Linked DNA regions of Homo sapiens: region 1 is linked to region 2. The links are chromatin loops, found by intact Hi-C in ENCODE. Cell type or tissue: psoas muscle. All regions are shown on one strand. Links, peaks and the distances in the headings refer to the core of each region. The heading gives the core; the rest is flanking DNA.

What was found. A loop is a pair of places that touch in the nucleus more often than their neighbours do. Peaks named below come from ENCODE experiments on the same cell type or tissue, not always from the same donor. Only the 100,000 strongest peaks of a DNase experiment are listed, where the experiment ranks them.
Region 1: it touches region 2 in a loop (1.9-fold over the local background); 2 of 110 quality-filtered maps call a loop at or near these places.

The regions. Positions count from the first base shown.
Region 1 is chr17:37,439,502-37,449,796 of GRCh38, reverse strand. TADA2A (transcriptional adaptor 2A) reads right to left here. Exons shown (of 16, transcript NM_001166105.3): 6 at 9,135-9,292; 7 at 7,145-7,233; 8 at 5,029-5,101. Among named protein-coding and RNA genes, the nearest start is that of TADA2A, 38 kb to the right of the region's middle. In psoas muscle, for the core only: no CTCF peak of the experiment used is centred there; no DNase peak of the experiment used is centred there; H3K27ac peaks cover 958 bases.
Region 2 is chr17:37,549,747-37,560,041 of GRCh38, reverse strand. SYNRG (synergin gamma) reads left to right here. Exons shown (of 22, transcript NM_007247.6): 14 at 5,983-6,927. Among named protein-coding and RNA genes, the nearest start is that of SYNRG, 55 kb to the left of the region's middle. In psoas muscle, for the core only: no CTCF peak of the experiment used is centred there; no DNase peak of the experiment used is centred there; H3K27ac peaks cover 891 bases.

The sequences.
Region 1 (10,295 bases), core at 1,481-9,480, 110 kb after region 2:
ATTTTAAAAATTAGCCAGGTGTGATGGTGCACGCCTGGAGTCCCAGCTACTCAGGTAGCTGAGGTGGGAGGATAGTTTGAGCCCAGGAGGTTGAGGCTGCAGTGAGCCATGATTGTGCCACTGCACTCCAGCATGGGCAACAGGGCGTGACCCTGTCTCAAAAAAAAAAAAAAAAAATCAAGATTGTAAAGACAGCTAAGTATTGTACAGTATTAAGAACACAGACTTGGGGATGACTCTACCTCTTGCTGGCTGTATGATCTCAGGCAAGTTATCTAACCTTTCTATGCTTCAATGTCCTCATCCACAAAAATGAGGATAATAATAATATGCAACTCATAAGGTTTTGAGGATTAAATGACTTAATATATATGAAGAGCTTAGAATGGTAACTAATAGTAAATGCTATATGTATTAGCAATTATTACTGATAGTATTCATGTCTAAAATATCCTATGTATAAAACAGTGAAATCAGGCCGGGCACGGTGGCTCACGCCTGTAATCCCAGCACTTTGGGAGGCTGAGGCGGGTGGACCATGAGGTCAGGAGATCGAGACTATCCTGGCTAACATGGTGAAACCCCGTCTCTACTAAAAAATACAAAAAATTAGCCAGGCATGGTGGCGGGTGCCTGTAGTCCCAGCTACTCGGGAGGCTGAGGCAGGAGAATGGCGTGAACCCAGGAGGCGGAGCTTGCAGCGAGCCAAGATCGCGCCACTGCACTCCAGCCTAGGCGATAGAGCGAGACTCCGTCTCAAAAAAAATAAAAAAAAAAAACAGTGAAATCACTATAAGTGAAAGGAACTGCCAGTAGGTGAATATACAGAGACCAGGCTGGACCTCTGCTCTACTAATTGTTAAAGGATTTAAAGGCTAATAATATGTGCCAAAGAAATACAATTTGAAAAATACAGTGAAAGGTGAAGGGGTCCACAGATCCAAGCCTAGGAGAGAAAACTTTCTAAAATTACCTTTCCAGAACAGAGGGAGAAGAAATTGTGAACTGTACTAAGGTGCAACCCTGAGAAGTACTGGAAACACAGACCCAACACATAGGAGGAGCTCATCATATCTCTTGCTTGCCTGGGTTATGGGGCAACAATGACTTGGAAGACATTACAACCAGGACTTTAGGATCCTGAGAAACTCAGGGAAAGAGTACTCTAAAAATTTAGGAAGAATTTTTACAAATGAAAGGAGATGGGGAAAGAGATGGCAGCAAGAAGGAACTACACTAAGCATGTGCATTGAGATCTCACAACATACATGAGACAAGACAGTTCTAAGATATGAGTCTTCTCTCTCTCTCTTTCTGAACCAAACATTTCTGCTTATTTCAATAAAATATGAGTAAGTACCAATTAGGGATCACGGAACTTCCTTATTTTTCCTTGGATACTGCTTCACTTGCAGTATACATTTGAAATACATTCTGAAAGCCTTCTGGTATGGCTGCAATACAATTATCCCTCCATTGTGTCCCAGGTCTCTATAATGAACCATGCAAACCAAATTTATTAAACAAATTCCATGATTCAAGGCAAAAATCTTTGTGTGGGTGAGGAAAAGGTCTTGGTGGCATCAGCCAATATTCTGGATAGGTTCTAAATACAAAACCCAGCCAAACAGTCTGCAACCTTCCAGTAGTTCTAAATGAGGAACCATAAAAATAATGTTGTTAATGCTCAGTAATATTAAGAGCATAATGGTATAATGGAATGGTAACAACACAAATCTGAATTATGTACCATGTTTCATTAGAGACATTTACACTCTGACTAATCAGTGTCACCTCTTCTTTAATGGCAGAGGACATAAAGAAACAGCAAGCAAGATTCCAAGCACTTACTCATGATTATACCATGACTCAGAAGCAAGCCAGAGGCTGAATCAGTGTCCTGATTTCTACAAAATCTGTGCCCCTCTAACTGTTCCAGGTGTGCTTATAAAGCCCCTTTTCATTCCTTCCTGACTTTCCATGGGCTCCTAGTGCACTTCACTGAGTGTTCTGCGAGTGACAGCTCAGGGACAATATGCTCCTGGACATGGTCATGCTGCCACAGGAGCTGCTGTAAAGACTCAGAGCTGTAAACAAAATACCTCTCTGTGGCATGAGCAAGTCATTCCTTTGGTCTGTAGTGCTGACAAGCTTCTTTAAACTGTTATCATCTTTTTTATTTTTTAGAGGTGGGGGGTCTCACTTTGTTGTCTAGGCTGACCTTGAATTCCTGGGCTCAAGAAATCCTCCCACTTTGGCCTCCCAAAGTGTTAGGATTACAGGTGTGAGCCAACCATACCCAAATCTGAAGTGTTATCATCTTTTTAAAAGCATTCATTTAGGGCCGGACGCGGTGGCTAACCCCTGTAATCCCAGCACTTTGGGAGGCAGAGGTGGGCAGATCAGTTGAGGCCAAGAGTTTGAGACCAGCCTTGCAAACATGGCAAAACCCTCTCTCTACTAAAAATATAAAAATTAGCTGGGCATGGTGGCGCTAATCCCAGCTATGCCAGAGGCTGAGGCACGAGAATCGCTTGAGCCTGGGAGGCAGAAGTTGCAGTGAGCCAAGATCACGCTACTGCGCTCCCGCCTGGCTAACAAGGTGAGAGTCTGTCACAAAAAAAATAAAAAATAAAAGCACTCATCTAAACATCTTACAGTTTACTATGGGGCAGAGGGAAAGAATTATTATTTATGTTGTGTTAAAGCTAACTATGTATAAAGATTAATAACATAAGTTCCAGTTATAGCTCAAATGAAAATCAATAATTTACAGGGCTATAGAAACTTCAGGGAGAGTACAAATACCTAAAGTATGTTATGGGTTTGAAAAGCTAACTGAACTATAAATTGCTGATCAATCAGTTGCTTCTGTTTCTTTTTATCCCCACTTAATTACAAAAAGGACCCCAAGTGAACCAGAAGGAACTGCAAGTCCTACTCCCATGAAGAATGAAGAATGAAATTAAACACCGACCATTACTATAGTTTTCTTAATAATGTTGAGAAGTATGAATGAAGACCTTGGATTAGGCTCTAGAGAAGTGATTCACCAAGTCAAGCCATTATTAACATTATAGATGTTGACTTTAAAATTCTGTAAAAAATAAATATATAGGTAAAAATAAAAAGCAGGGAGGAGGAGGAGGAAAAACAATAATAATATTTTAAAAATTTGTTTTAAAGGTTTTTTTTTTTAGAGACAGGGTCTCACTGTGTTGCCCAGGCTGGTCTTGAACTCTCGGCCTCAAGTGATCAGCCAGCCTCGGCCTCCCAAAGTGCTAGGATTATAGGTGTGACCCACCATGCCCAGCCAAAAATTTGGTATTTTTGAGCAGAATCTAAAAGAATGATATTTATGAAGCTGCCCCTTTTGTGCAGAGTAGTCTGGCATTCTATAAGAAAGATACAAGCCAGAAAACAATACCATTTCAATTAAAGCTGGTGTCTATGAATGGCAGTCTGCATACTACCTTCAAAGGGAACACCACAAGAGGTGAGAAAAGATAACATGAGTCACTGGGATTGACGAGACTGACACGGAAGACTGAACAAATACAATGGATTTAGTTAATGCTAAAGTAGTTTGCTTTCAAGCTTTCCTCTTTTAGTTCAATCTGCGTCACTTTGACTTTCCTTAAAGTTGTGTGGGAGAAAAGGAGGAATAAAATGTTGCCAAAAAAAAAAAAAAAACCCCCCCAAAAAAAAACCCACCGCTCAAGAAATGTGTAGAGAAAAATTTCTTAAGGTAAAATTTTTAGGAAGACTATTTCTTTATCTTAGATCTGGTATAACAAATATCCAGGCAGCTCTTCTATGGAGAGAAAAGAATCAAGTTCCCCTTCTAGGGACAGTGTACCAGTCCATGCAATATGAAAACTTGATTTATAATTTAACAAGTATACTCTACTTGTCTTTCCTGCCTGGGATGTAAATTTAACAGAAATCATGAAGATGCTCTTTGGGAAATACAGATTCCAATAGAGAATTACTGATCTACTGTATCATATTCAATTCTGAACTAAAATTAAAAAAAAAGTATTGGGTATTATTATGTAGTATTAGTATATATTAGTATGTAGTTCACTGAAAATGGAAAGAAGGAAAAAAGGGACTCAAAGTCTAACTATCTACTCTTAACAGCTCTTTGGCATTCACCACATAAGTTTTAGGAAAAGAGTTAACATAAACCCTTAGAGGGCTAATCAAAGATTAGAATTCAGCAATGCTGGGGCAGGCGTGGTGGTTCACGCCTGTAATCCCAGCACTTTGGGAAGCTGAGGCGGGCAGATCACTTGAGGTTAGGAGTTGCAGACCAGCCTGGCCAACATGGCGAAACCCCATCTCTAATAAAAAAACAAAAATTAGCTGGGCATGGTGGCAAACACCTGTAATCCCAGCTACTTGGGAGGCTGAGGCAGGAGAATCCCTTGAACCTGGGAGACAGAGGTTGCAGTGAGCCAAGATCGCGCCACTGCACTCCAGCCTGTGTAACAGAGTGAGACTCCGTCTCAAAAACAAACATAAAAAAGAATCCAGCAGTGTTGAAAATTCAACAGTCCTGAGAAACAAGAAATTCCCCATTTGGGCCTAAAAACTCTTGAGGAATTTCCATTCTTTTTCCTTGCTAGGGGAAATTCCGGGTAACAAAATATAGTGAACATTTAGTGATAGCAGTTGCTAGTGAAGTCCCAAGAATTCAAACTGATTCCCTTCCTTCTAAGAATGCAAGTGAGGGCCATTTAACCAATTACCTTAGTGTAGATTTACCTCAGATAAAAGTAAAATCACACAGTCCAACAGATATTTCCTACTACTATTATATAATCAATATTTTTACCCTCATCACAAGTCTTATTCACTGTGGTCAAAATCCAACAACACAGTAAGTTCAGCAACTTAACCACTAGATTTCTGAATTCTATAAGGGCAGGGGACATGTTCTATTCATCCTTCAATTCCTAGCACCCAAGACAGTGTCATCACACAGTTGGCGCTCGATAAACATTTGACAAAATAAACTGTTACCATGTAAAATGTCCGAGTCATCTTCAACAAAATCAATGTCTCTCAAGTCCCATTCTGCATAATTGTCAAATTCCTGTTTAGGGGAACAAAAAAATCCCCACCCCAAACCCATCGGCTTTGATTAGTGTCTTTACAGCAGCCATGCTTTAGAAGTAAACAGAAAAAACACAAGCAAACAGTTGTTTAAAAAGTCTAAATATGGCAAAAGGCCACAATACTGGCACAGGTAATAGGAAGTCATGGGAAAAATCTAAGAGGCTTACAAGCAGTAGTGACAACAAAAAATTGGAATAGTTATGAGTTTAGGAATGAAGCTAAACATACTGCTCTAAAAACTAAAATTAGTCTGAGCTGGGCACAGTAGCATGCACCTATAATCCCAGCTACTCAGGAGATTTAGGTGGAAAAATCACTTGAGACCAGGAGTTCAAGACTGCCTGGGAAACAGAGCAAGAGCCTGTCTCTGAAATAAATAAATAAAGTCAATTCATTCTTTTTTTTTTTTTTTTGGAAACAGGGTCTTACTCTGTCACTCAGGCTGGAGTGCAGTGGTGTGATCTTGGCTCACTGCAGCCTCGAACCCCCAGGCTCAAGTGATCCTCTTGCCTCAGCCTCTCAAGCAGCTGGGTCTACAGGCATGTGCCATCACACTCAAGTTAATTTTTGGTTTCGGGTTTTTTTTGTTGTTGTTGTTGAAGAAACAGCGTTTTGCCATGTTGCCCAGGCTGGTCTCAAACTCCTGAGCTCAAGCAATCCGCCTGCCTCAGCCTCCCAAAGTGCTGGGATTTACAGGTGTAAGCTACCGCATTTGGCCAAACTATCTTTCAAGTTGTGAATTAGATGATAAATCAAGAGACTTGTGGCTACATTCACATGTCTTTTAATTCCATAGCTGAGCAAGGAACATATAGTTTTTATACACATTCATCATTCTTTATATACTTGTGGATATAGTACAGGAATCAGTAAACTACTATTCAGCCTACTGTCTGTTTTTGTACATAAAGTTTTACTGGAACACAGGCGTATTCATTTATTCTTATATTATCCCATGCTGCTTTAGCACAATAATGACAAAGTATAGTTACAATAGAAACTTTATAGCATACTAAACCTAAAATATTTACTATCTGGCCTTTAATAGAATAAGTTTGTCAACCCCTGATACAGTACAATCTTGAAAGCCCCTAGATGTACAATAAGAACCAGACTACAAGCCAGGTGCAGTGGCTCACGCCTGTAATCCTAGCACTTTGGGAGGCCGAGGCTGGTGGATTGCCTGAGGTCAGGAGTTTGAGACCAGCCTGGCCAACATGGTGAAACCCTATCTCTACTAAAAATACAAAAATTAGCCAGGCATGGTGGCAGGAACCTGTAGTCTCAGCTACTTGGGAGGCTGAGACAGGAGAATCGCTTGAACCCAGGAAGTGGAGGTTGCAATGGGCCAAGACCATGCCATTGCACTCCAGCCTGGGCAACAAGAGCAAAAACTCTGTCTCAAAAAAAAAAAAAAAGAACCAGACTATAGGAATTTCATACCTAAGGAAGTGGAAGCCAGCACTGATGCAACTTAAGAGGTGGGTTTGCTGGGGTTTTTTTGTTTTTTGGAGACAGGGTCTTACTCTGTTGTCTAGGGTGCAGTTTAGTGGAATGATCACCACTCGCTACAGCCTTAACCTCCCAGGCTCAAGTGATCCTCCCATATCAGCCTGCCAAGTAGTTGGGACTACAGGCATGCACCACCACACCCAGCTAATTTTTTATTTTTTGTAGAGACAGGGTCTCACTACGTTGCCCAGGCTAGTCTCGAACACCTGGACTCAAGCGATCCTCCATTCTCAGCTCCCAAAGTGCTGGGATTACAGGTGTAAGCCACTGAGCCTGGCCAGAAATAGGTTGTTTGTTTAAAGAATTTTTACTGTTCCATATGTGAAAATGTTTACAAATGAGAAAAGGCACTCAAACCTAAGAAAATGTGGCTGCCTAAAGGTCCTACAAATTATAGTGCCTTGAAAAATCTCCTTTTAGTGGTATGGAATCTATGGGTGAGACAGAAGGCTCATGAGAAACAAAAATGAATTTTTCCTACTTTGTGCTAAAAACACATTTATCCTACCTCAATGAAATCTGCTCGAGCTGGCATGTACCCGGCCATGTCCCGAGAAAGCAAGGAGTCAAAGGTAGGTCGGGGAGGGTCATCTGTAGCTGGAAGAATTTAGAAGGTTTCTGAGTTAACTAATACAATATTGGCATGAAAAAAATGACATAATAGTCCAAGAATAAATAAAATTTAAAATGGTTTTTATAAAAGGAAATGTGAAAAAGATAAAGTATTATGAAAACAGGTTTTTTAAAAAGAAAAACCAAGACTCAGGCAATCCTTTAAGTAAATATGGGGAAATTTCTTCTGATTTCTGCTTTCCTAAAATGAAAGGAAATCATGACTTTTTTCCTTTAATATTACAGAACCTAAATATTTACCGTTGGCTTCGGCTCCCTTATCCCTTAGGATGAACTTCAATTTACAAAACTCATCCAACTGAGAGGCAAAAAAAAAAAAAAAAAAAAAAGACGGGAAAAAAACAAACACTGGAATTGGAAGTTAGCTGAAATTAAGTCCTAGCTCCAACACACACTAGTCCCATGACCCTGCACAAACTAACCTGTCTGCATCGGTCTTCTCGAATGTAAAACAAAAGCACTTGCTCTGCCTATCTCACTGGGTTGCTGTTAGGAAACAAATGGTCTAATGGATTTGAGAACAAAGTGCTAACACCAAAGTGCTATCCAAATAGGAGGTATCAACCAGGCACGGTGGCTCACACCTGTAATCCCAACACTTTGGGAGGCCGAGGCGGGCAGATCATAAGGTCAGGAGTTCGAGACCAGCCTCGCCAACACAGCAAAACCTTTTCTCTACTAAAAATACAAAAAATTAGCCAGGTGTGGTGGCATGCACCTGTGGTACCAGCTACTCAGGAGGCTGAGGCACGAGAATCGTTTGAACCCTGGAGGTGGAGGTTGCAGTAAGCCGAGGTTGTGCCACTGCACTCCAGCCTGGGAGACACAGCGAGACTCTGTCTCCAAAAAAAAAAAAAAAGGAGGTATTACCAGCCTTTAAGTTAGTCAGCTATAAAACTGTTTCTAGAGAGTATGAGGAAAGAGAAAAGGGAAGTGAAAACATTCATATCTCATTACTTGTACCCTGAGAGTCATTCAGGAAAGATGGTCATTTATAATTCATCATGTTTTTGGTTATATTTTATTAAGAGACCCACTGGTCCCACACGCACATGAGATTAAAAAGTTCGCCATCACTGACACAACCAAGCGAACAAAAATAACAAACTGATTCTTGGGCTTGACACCAAGGCAATTAATAATAATGAGTCAAATACTGTATTCTCTAAGCAACTCATATGTATAATCATAAGCTCTCCAAAGGGATTGAAAAAAAACTTGCACTCATAATAGCATAGAAAAGGTTTTCCCTTTTTGACATCTTATTTTACAAAGGAAAGCACTAAGTTAACTGATATGTTCAAAGGACTCAAGGTAGGTGGAACTACACATTGGCTTCAAGCACCTTGATGTCCTGTATAGAACTCTGACCCTTAGAGTATGTTCCTTCTTTGCCACATTATAATCCTGACTCTTTTTTTTTTTTTTTTTAAGAGATGAAGTCTCACTCTGTCACCCAGGTTGGAGTGCAGTGATGTGATCTTGGCTCACTGCAATCTCCGCCTACCCGGTTCAAGTGATTCTCCTGCCTTGGCCTCCCCAGTAGCTGGGATTACAGGTGTCTGCCACCACGTCCAGCTAATCTTTATACTTTTAGTTGAGACAGGGTTTCGCCATGTTGGCCAGGCTGGTCTTGAACTCCTGGCCTCAAGTGATTTACCCGCCTCAGCCTCCCAAGGTGCTGGGATTACAGGCACAAGCCACCATGCTGGGTCGATCCTGACTCTCAATAGCTGCCATACTAACTCCTCCTATCTTCCGTGATATCATTAGCTGTCCAAGTCATCAAATCACTCTTTATCTGCTACTGAAACAGGGCCCAAGGATGAGCTAAGTATATCTTATCAAGATAGGGAGGCACTTACAGTGAAATGGAATGGCTGTGTCAGCAGTTTTTGCTTCCTCTGCTTGTTTCAGGTTCAGCAGGGTAGATGCAAACAGAGGGTTATTGATGAAATGCTTCATATAGTGCTTCTCACACTCCTCCTTGGTCTTGGTGCACATTTGATTGGCTACATCCTGCCTAGAGGATTGTGGGAAAAAGAGAGAAGTGGTACTTGTATTTACACATAATACTAAAAGCATCATTTGCTCTTTTCATATTTTAAGTCACATCCATATAATATACTCTCATATTTCCAAATTGATATCAAAAAGATATCAGCAGAAAAATGACATAAATATAAGCCTAGATTGGTGTAATCTGGTGTTCCATATCTTGCTAGTCTAAAACACAGAAATAATGACTAAAAAGTCCTTTCTTTTCCACTTAAAGAAAGATGACTGAGGCCAGGCGCAGTGGCTCACACCTGTAATCCCAGCACTTTGGGAGGTAGGTGGATCACCTGAGGTTGGGAGTTAGAGACCAGCCTGATCAACATGGAGAAACCCTGTCTCTACTAAAAATACAAAATTAGCCAGGCGTGGTGGTGCATGCATGCCTGTAATCCCAGCTACTTGGGAGGCTGAGGCAGGAGAATTGCTTGAACCCAGGAGGCAAAGGTTGCAGTGAGCAGAGATCACGCCATTGCACTCCAGTCTGGGCAACAAGAGCGAAACTCCATCTCAAAAAAAAAAAAAAATAATAAATAAATAAATAAATAAATAAATAAATAAATAAAGATGACTGGAAAATTTGTAAATTTTCCTGTGAGCTAGGCCCTACAGAAATAATTGCTGTAAATAATAAGAAGTGACTTCAGAACATTCAAAATATACAGAAATATAGTTTTATTTTGCCTAATATTTTACGGTTTACCAAACACTTAACATAAACATTTCTTTACTAGAGCTGCTATGAGATGCCAGACACTGAGCTAGAAACATTCACAACAGAATTTAAGTTAAACCTAGTATCAAATTTGTGGTATGGATATTGTTACTATCTCAATTTCAAAGAAGGAAAAATGAGGCCCAAAATAATTAAGAAACTTGCTTAAGAATCTGGCCAGGCATGGTGGGGCACATCTGTTATTCCAGCACTTTGGGAGGCCAAGGTGGGAGGATGGCTTGAACTCAGGAGTTCG
Region 2 (10,295 bases), core at 1,326-9,325:
CCTGTGGCCCCAGCTATTCCAGAGGCTGAGGTGGGAGGATTGCTTGAGCCTGGGAGGTCGAGGCTGCAATGAGCCATGATTGTGCCACTGTACCCCAGCCTGGTCACAGTAAAAATAAAATAAAATTCAGGGCAAATTCCAAATCAGTGTAGTTTCCTCTGAAGATAGGACATTCCCTTTCACGGGAAGCTTGCATGACAAGTTAAATTCCCTTGTCAAATGAGAGCCATGGTTACTCTGATTTATTACACTGCTCAACAATGTACTGCTAATACTCAAACTACACTGCTTGAAGTATTAGCAGTACAGCAATCTGCGGACTGTAAAGGCAGCAACTAGTCTTTTTTTTTTGAAACAGAGTTTTATTTTTGTCAACCAGGCTAGAGTGCAATGGCATGATCTTGGCTCACTGCAACCTCCACCTCTTGGGTTCAAGCGATTCTTCTTTCTCAGACTCTCAAGTAGCTGGTGTTACAGGTACCTGCCACCATGCCTGACTAATTTTCATATTTTTAGTAGAAACGGGGTTTCACCATGTTGGCCAGGCTGGTCTGAAACTCCTGACCTCAGGTGATCTGCCCGCCTCGGCCTCCCACAGTGCTGGGATTACAGGCGTGAGCCACCACACTTGGCCAGTCTTTTTCTTTTCAAGATTTTTTTTTCTATTGTTGTTGCGGTACTTGGTACCATTATTATTTGGTTTTTTTTAGCCTTTCACTCATGATCTAGAAAGAAAATATTCTAGAATAACATTATTAAAAATGACTTGATTAAGGCATAGTCACTGCTACATATCACAAAGCAGGTACAAGATACATTCACAGAGGTGTATTACAGTACTGTCTTACATCTATAATACTAGAGCGTACAATTAAAAAGGCATTATATAAGATTTGATTCTACTCTTCCAGCAGAGAGCCCAAAGGATGGTAGGACACAGCTCTCATACAGAAATATACCTTCTTAGCTAGGATTTTCCTTCATTAGTAGCATGGTTATAGGTACTCACTTTTCTTCATGAACATCAGCTAAAAATAATTTAAAAACAAACCAATGAAACATTGGATTCCTACAAAGATGACCAAGTGGGAGTAAGCAGGACTCAACCGAACTCGTATTTTACCAAATCCTTCATGTTAGAATGGTGAGAGCTCTGTGAAGGAAAGGGAATGGCAAGTAGCAGTTCAAAGCTCGGGCCACAACCAAGACACAGGATCATTTCAAACAGAAGCAGTAACCAAACAATGCTCACTTAGTATGTTCAAGGATACAGACGTCAAGACGCCAGTGTTCAATCATCTGCGCACTAATCCAGTAAGAATGAGTGATCAGTTACTATACTTTGCTTGTGTTAAACTCAATCACCACTTTACAAGATTTTCAAGATTGGCTATAATTTAATGAGAAAGATGAAGAGAGAGGGATTTATGTGCCCATGTGGTTACCATCTCCGATAGTAAGACTTAGAGTACAAGGGAATATAAAATGATCATTTGGGAGTCATATATGTAAAAACTGAAAGTTATGTTTGTGGTTAAATCCTACTGTAAACATGATGGGTAGGGTTTAGATAACCCATAGGTCAAATTATGTTCTGCAAAGCTTAACTATGCATGCTATGAAATGTGTATACTCTAATGAGAATTTCCTTCTGGGAACAATACCACATTCTATCTTTACGTATTGAATGCTCAAACTTGGGACATCCTTCAGCAATCTTTTATTTCTACTCTTCTGCTAGGGGTAGGGGAGAGAAGGTAGGTAGGTATGGTAGAAACTGTATTGCTTAATCATCTTTAAAGAAGGAAAGCCCACCTCTTATAAGAATATTCAGCCCCATATAACTGTTAGGTTCTAGAAATATTTTCTTGTGTTTTATCCAAGCTTTTAGAATGTAATAGCCATTTCTTCCTCAGTGCCTGTATCAGATACACAGTGGGAGTAACAGAGATAAACCTGAGGGGATCTTTTGACTTGTTAGGTTTTTATTTACACCTAGCAATGCTTTCATCAACACTTGGGCCAAGATAAGTTTGGAGTAAAGAGCACATGGTTTAACATGAGGATTCTTGTGTAATATGGTATTAATGACCATAATGTGTATTCCCGTAATAGACAATAGGAAAAGACAGTGGTGTCACCAAAATGTAAGCAGTACCTTAGTCCTGCCTTTTCAATACCTTTTTTTTTTTCTGAGAGACAGTGTATTGCTCTGTCATCCAGCCTGGAGTGCAGTGGCGCAGTCATAGCTCACAGCAGCTTCCAACTCCTGGACTCAAGCAGCCTCAGCCTCCGTCCCAAGTGGCTGGTACTGTAGATGTGCATCACCACAGTGGGGTCTTGCTGTGTTGCCCAGGCTAGTCTTGAACTCCTGGCCTCAAGCAATCTTTCCAGCTCAGCCTCCCAAAATGCTGGGATTACAAGTGTGAGCCACCATGGCCAGCCACATTTCAGTACTTTTTAAACAAAGTTCCAGATTGTTGTTATTTTCATTTACTTGCTTTCATTCCTATCTTAACTTTAATTCTAAGGTTTTCCAAGTAGAGTTGCCAACTTTGTTCATTTTAGGAGAATAGATTTTATTTTCCTAAATGGTGTGATATATTTTTTATACTCAAAAAATACATTGGCTTGACTTCGTCAAAGTACGTTAGTATCTTAGAATTTATGAAGAATCTTATAGTATTGTGTTGTTCAGAGCTGTGGGTTTCTTAGGTTACTGAATGACAGAGTTTAATAATGTTTCCTTTTTTCCATCTCCAGAGTTTAAGCCATAAATTAAAGTAAATGAGGAAATGTTCTGTATAAAGAAATGACACATTTTTATTGAAATTTTAGCAAAAAAGTGGTCCCTTTTGAGATTTTTTGGAGTCTAAAAAGTGACGGAGAGGGAAACTTACAAGTATGTAGACATTAACCAAAAATCTAACCATGAAATAATATGCTTAATATGCCTTCTGATAGACAAGCTTCCATTGACTGTGACTAATTTATTTGCCAACAAATTCCCTTTGTAAACTCACCCGCTTTTATTTCCTTTTAGCCCTTTCACCCAGCTTACATTTCCAATGGAAAAGTTTACAATTCATCAGTAAGTGTAGTTTGCTGTGGTGATTAAAACAAACAAACAAACAAAGCAATACTTGTCAATTTCACAGATATTTCAAAGCAACACATTAAAAATTTAGGCTGTGATAAAAATGGCCGCTTATCACCTCTACATTTTCAGAAATAATACAAGTATAATCAGTGATACTACTAATCTAAAATTCTAGGGTGATTTTTAAAAGTTTTACATCTTCTGTCAGTTTGTGAAATTGACTTGAGTTTTACTAGTGGTATGTCTTACAAATATAAATTACAGGAAATCTGAATGCTGTTCCTCTCTTATTAGATGAATTCCTTGGTGTTGATGAATTATGCTGGTGAATTGGTTAACTATCTCAGGTTAGGAGGAAAAATTAGCTTGTATTGTTTTTGGTGCTTTTTTTTTTTCATCTGCTATATCCAAGTACATATCTTGTTACAAGCACAGTATATTTTATTTTTTAAATTTATTTTTATTTTTATTTTATTTATTTATTTATTTTGATACGGAGTTTTGCTCTTGTTGCCCAGGCTGGAGTGCAATGGCACAATCTCGGCTCACTGCAACCTCTGTCTCCAGGGTTCAAGCGATTCTCCTGCCTCAGCCTCCCAAGTAGCTAGGATTACAGGCACCTGCCACCACACCCAGCTAATTTTTTGTATTTTTAGTAGAGATGGGGTTTCACTATGTTGGCCAGGCTGGTCTCAAACTCCAGACCTCAGGTGACCCACCCGCCTTGGCCTTCCAAAGTGCAGGGATTACAGTCGTGAGCCACCGTGCCTGGCCCAAGCACAGTATATTTTAAGCCTGCATTATTTTATATGCCAATTTAAGAATTGGATTTTGGTTCTCAATACATTTTTATTATTGATATGCTCTTATATGTCATTTTTAGGGGAAAATGTAATTTTTAAAAATGGGTGAGGAAATTAAAGCTTATATTTTAATTTACTTAATTTTAATCTCCAGAAATGGCAGTCATTTTTTAAAATAATAAATGATGTTGGTTGGTATAGCTATATTTATTTGTTTTTTTATTTTTATTTTTGAGACAGAATCTCTCTCTGTCCCCCAGGCTGGAGTGCAGCGGTGGGATCTTGGCTCACTGCAAGCTCCGCCTCCCAGGTTCAAACAATTCTTGTGCCTCAGCCTCCCGAGTAGCTGGGATTACAGGCATGTGCCTCCATGCCCAGCTAATTTTTCTGTATTTTAAGTAGAGATGGGATTTCTCCATGTTGGCCAGGCTTGTCTTGAACTCCTCCTGGCCTCAAGTGATACACCCTCCTTGGTCTTCCAAAGTGCTGGGATTACAGGTGTGAGCCACTGTGTTCGGCCTTGGCATAACTATATTTACATTTGGTTTATCTCTGGTTTTTATTACCTGGTATAGCCTAGTGGATTTTATGGTAGACCTTCAGATGCTATTAGAAAACTGAGATCATCTGTATCCTGATGCTGTACCTGAGTGATGATAACATTACTATGATAATAAAGAATATAGAAACCTTTTAAGAATCACAGGCCTTGGGCCGGGTGCTGTAGCTCACGCCTGTAATCCCAGCACTTTGGGAGGCCGAGGCAGGTGGATCAGCCGAGGTCAGGAGTTCAAAACCAGCCTACGTGACGTGGTGAAACCCCGTCTCTACTAAAAATACAAAAATTAGCCGGGCGTGGTGGCAGGTGCCTGTAATCCCAGCTACTTGGGAGGCTGAGGCAGGAGAATCGCTTGAACCTGGGAGGTGGAGGTTGCAGTGAACTGAGATCACACCATTGTACTCCAGCCTGGGCGACAATAATGAAACTCTGTCTCAAAAAAAAAAGAATCATAGGCCTAAATTTTTATCAATGTCTTAACTGAGTCTGTTTAATTATTTATGAGAAGTACATAAGTACCCACTCTATTTAACCAGAATATAAAAATAAACAAATCTGAGACACATGTTTCTCAGGATCTCTTGAGAGCTGTGTCATGGGCAAAAGAAATTTTATTTAAAAAATAAATAAATAAATAAACAATTCCGTCAGTTACCCCATCCTCAGAGTAGCATAATGTAAACTAAAGTCTAAGTCATACCCTCTAAAACTTTATATAATAGAGTTGGTATTTATTCAAATCCTTTTGAATTTTAATAAATAAAAATAAGTGCTCATTGATACAGTGAGACAGCTGATTTCTAGAAAAGCTCAAGTGCTCAAGGACTTTTTTTCTGTGAGATTCAGCTTATTAGAGACTATAGGGAGGAGCTGCTTTACAATGTGCCCCACCTAGAATGCTTTGCAAATAAATAGATACCTTTTCAAAAATTTTCATCAAAGTTCCCTTCAAATTAATGCCTTCATTTACTTGAGCAAGACCACATAGTATCTAATGTTATTCTTAAAGTGCCTGGCTAAACCAAGTGTTGTACATCCTGAATATTAGATGTAGGATTTTTCATAATACTTTATTGGTACCTCTGATTTTTTTAATGGGTAACATGTTTATCTTTAAAGGGCCACTGTTTTAATATGCCTCTCTTCAAGAACCTCTAGCCCTATTTCTTATTGTATTGTCTGCTTGGCTGGCTAGCTGTGGGAACAAAAAGTCTTGAGAGGAGTACTTTTAGCCAGTTGTAGGATCTAGAGCTAAGAGAGATCCCACACTAAAAGCATGAGCAAATGAAAATGGTACCGTCAGGTACTTTCAGTTCGATTTCTATTTATTTCAGTATCACTAGACTTCAGTGTGGAAATAAATGTGTAGTTCGATAGGGTTTAAAGTATGTAAACATTATTAAGTAATGTCAAGTCAGTGGAGAAAAGTCAGTAAAATTATGCTTGCAGTTTAATATACTGTGTATTATATGGTTTTCAGTTCAGCATTCCCATTTGTTTGGTGGTATTTTTTCTTTCAGGAGAAAGCTTTGCAGAATTCAGATCTGCAGGAACTGATGATGGTTTCACCGATTTTAAAACAGCCGATAGTGTATCACCACTAGAGCCACCAACAAAAGACAAAACTTTTCCACCATCCTTCCCCTCAGGAACTATACAACAGAAACAACAAACACAAGTGAAAAACCCTCTGAACTTAGCAGACCTAGATATGTTTTCCTCAGTTAATTGCAGCAGCGAGAAACCATTGTCTTTTTCAGCTGTGTTTAGCACATCAAAATCAGTTTCTACACCACAGTCAACAGGTTCTGCTGCTACTATGACAGCATTGGCAGCAACAAAAACTTCTAGTTTGGCTGATGATTTTGGAGAATTCAGCCTTTTTGGGGAATATTCTGGTCTAGCACCTGTTGGGGAGCAGGATGACTTTGCAGATTTTATGGCTTTCAGTAATAGCTCTATTTCATCTGAGCAAAAGCCGGATGACAAATATGATGCCCTTAAAGAGGAAGCCAGTCCTGTTCCTCTAACCAGCAACGTGGGCAGCACAGTGAAGGGTGGACAAAACTCGACTGCTGCGTCTACCAAGTACGATGTCTTCAGACAACTTTCTCTGGAAGGGTCTGGACTAGGTGTTGAAGACCTGAAAGATAACACTCCTTCAGGAAAAAGTGATGATGATTTTGCTGACTTCCACTCCAGTAAATTTTCTTCCATAAACTCGGACAAATCCCTGGGAGAGAAAGCAGTGGCTTTCAGACACACCAAAGAAGACTCTGCATCAGTGAAGTCCTTAGATCTCCCTTCCATTGGTGGCAGCAGTGTTGGCAAGGAGGACTCTGAAGATGCACTCTCTGTTCAGTTTGACATGAAATTGGCTGATGTGGGAGGAGATCTTAAGCATGTCATGTCTGATAGCTCTTTGGATTTACCAACAGTTAGTGGCCAGCATCCTCCTGCTGCAGGTGAGGAATTGGTGAGATTGCTCTGGTGATGGTGTTGTAGATTTCAAAGATGATTCTGCGGGTGTTGATTTACATGAGTAAGGCTCTGGCCCTTTAGCTTTATGAATCTCTAATAATCAACCTCTTTATTGCCAGTCTCCTTAAAGCAGTGTTAAATTTGATTCTATGGATACTTGATATGGATACTATGGCTACTGTGGAACTTAGATTGGGTAGCTAAGATATTTTTATTTTTGAAATCTAGCACCAGCTTGGTGTTAGAGGCACATAAAAAGTCACTGCTAAGTGAACCTCACATTGCCAGAAATTTGATAAAGACCTTTGCAGTGCCGGCAGTGTTCCTTCATTTCTGTGAGTAAAATCAGTGTTTCCCTCTCCTTTTTTCTTCTCTTGGGTATACACAGCAACTGCCAGTATAGTATTCTGTTTGATTTACAGAAATTAACTCTTGTTAGGTCAAGAAAGTAAAAATTTCTAACCACTTGTAGTGCAGTTTGCCACATCCTTTTAAGAGAAGAAGAGGGAAAGAGTTTATATATGAATGTTCTGTATGTCAGGGCCTGGCAAAGAGGAGGGTGTGTGTTGTCAGTGGAATCCAGGAGCTGTTTTCAGTGTTAACTCTATTACTGGAAATATTAAGTTGTAACAAATCTGTAGATGCTAGGATAGGGTAACTGCTAACTTTCTGATAAAATGTTTGAAAACATCTTATTAGGGAGCCCTCTTTAAATTCTGTGTAGATTTACATGTAGCAATTTACTCTCTAGTTCAACTTCTGTCATAAAAACTAGATTCCCAAGTGTCCTGGTTTTTCTTTTGTTTTGTTTTTTGATATGTATATAGAAAGATAAACCTATTTTGTGGCCTTTTAATAATGAGAAATATCTCAGTATCACTGTATTATTCTAGAAAATGTATTATGCATATGAAGGATTTGGTTTTGTCTAACTAGGGGGGACACGTGAGACACTTCCAAGTTTACAGATTCAGGCAGAAATTGTAAAGTCCTATAGCTTTTGCATATGTCAAATTGGCAAGTCGGAAAACAAAATTGCATCCATCCTTTGGTTATGGAAATGTTGTAGGTATTGCTAAACAGGCTGCTGAATCAGGAGCAAGTTAGCAGAGACATTGCATGTTTCATGTTGCTACTTGCTAAGGTATTTTTCAAATGCAGTGGGCGGTCTGAAGAGCTCCTGTGCCCTTGACTGTCTACTTTCTGTCTTTTTTTTTTTTTTTGTACTTTTCCTCAGAAATTTTCTTATTTTTTTGCTGCTGTTTGTTTGATAGAGTGATTGTGGGTTTTGTTTTGTTGGTTTTTTTTTTTTATGAGCTGCTTGAACCACAGCAGTTGGTTGCAAAGTGCTCTGTTTTCTGAACAATATTGGATTTTTATTTAAAAATCTCATAACATGTATACTAGCCTTTTGGACTCTGAAGTTATTAATTAGAAACTATTTTTCTGAAAGTGAATCTATATTCTTTCACAGTGCCAAGGTAGATGTCTTTATGAAATGAGGCTAATCCGGGTTTGGGGTGTCTTTTTTTTTCCCCCATTTTATTTGGAGGTTGGTTTTTTTGACCAAGCTTGTTCTTACTGACCTGTTAAAATAATCTTCTGTGCTCATGTTCTTTTATGTATGTTTGGAACATCCTCAGCTTGGAGCCTGTAATGTTCAAGCTAACTCTTCAGTTGGAGGATATTCTTAAAAGCAGATTGTTTCCTCCCATTGATCTGTAAACCTCCTGTCAGAAAGGAGCAGTATCCCTTTAGAGCGGTTGTTAAAAGGGGTTGATGTCTGACCAATGCGCTATATTGCTGTTGTGCAAAATTGCTGCATCAATGTATTGTAGAGGGTAAATGGCAAGGACTTATTCAAAGTAATGTAGTTTTATTTTATCCTCATGTTCACCACAGTATCTCTTGCTCTCTTAGTTTGAGGGTTAAAGGTACTTCTTGTTGGAGAAATAAGAAGTGAGCTGATGAAGAGAGAATAAAACCTGGTAGATTGCTATCTGCGGACCTTAATCCTGTTTAGAAGCCCTAACTTAACTCTGAAGGGGATACTGTCTCTTTTAACTCTTGCTATAATCATTTGTATGGAAGGTAGATAATACTGATAACATTGCCTGATTTCTCTGCGTATTATTACATTTAACCCTTTGAGGCCTTGCTGCATATAATTTCAACTAGGCTGTTTTTTCCCCCTGACTAAATTTAATCTGCGGCACTGAAGCATCTTGACGTGCAGTCATTAAAATCATATGGTTTTATTGGCAGCAAGAGCTGACCCTCATCTGTGACATTTTCAAAGGGTTAGCAAGACTTCTGTAGCTACCTACCTACCTATCTGTAAAGTAGCTCTTCTTTGACATTGAAAATCTTTGTATTTTAATTAGCACCTTTTTTTTTTTTTGGCTGCTTTTCTGATGTCTTTTTTTCAATTTAGACATTTTCTGTGTGAATGTGCCTTCAAATTTACTTTAGTATATTCCTCTGCAAATACTGATCTGCATGCTTATTCTGATGACTTCTTTTCCAGCTCTTCTGTATCACTCTCTTTTGTGATCTGTAAGTCTTGTGTTAATAAATAATTCTTTGGCATATTTTGAAAGTGTGGGGATGTGTGTAATTTGTACTTTTTCAGGGTTAGACCAAAGAAATACCTGGCTGATACCAAGTTTAAAGCAATAGTATCCTAAGACTAGAGGGTTTTCCCCTTTTGTTTTGTTTCGTCAAACACTTGTCTCCTGAGAAAGTATTGGTACATTTTAGCCTTTGTTTCTTATAATTCCATTAATGTAAGTTTTTAACATGGCATTGGATTGAAATAGAAAATTAAACTTAAATAAGAATAAACCTTACACTACTTTACATGATAGGGAGAAAGAACATTTATTGCAGTTTCTTCTCTTGAAGAAACTGATCATATTTTATTGTAGAGAATCTGTCTCTACTAGGCATTACATTGAAGAGAAGAGAAGGGGAAGGTGGGGAAAAAGACCTAAGAGTTGAGTGTTGTGGAAAGAGTTAACTATAACTATCTAGTTATGTAATAACTAGTTATTAGATATATATCATCAAATAATATTGAAATGGACTTCTGAGCACAGTAAATGTAAACTGTATTTAAATTGATAATCTGCATAATGGAAAGTGTTCTGTATTAATAGCAGGAAGTCTTGAGGATGGAATTTGATTTGAGTTTGAAATTGGGTACTCATCCGGGCACGGTGGCTCACACCTGTAGTACCAGCACTTTGGGAGGCCAAGGTGGGTGGATTGCTTGAGGCTAGTAGTTCATGACCAGCCTAGGCAACATGGCAAAACCCCATCTTTACCAAAAAATACAAAAATTAGCCGGGCA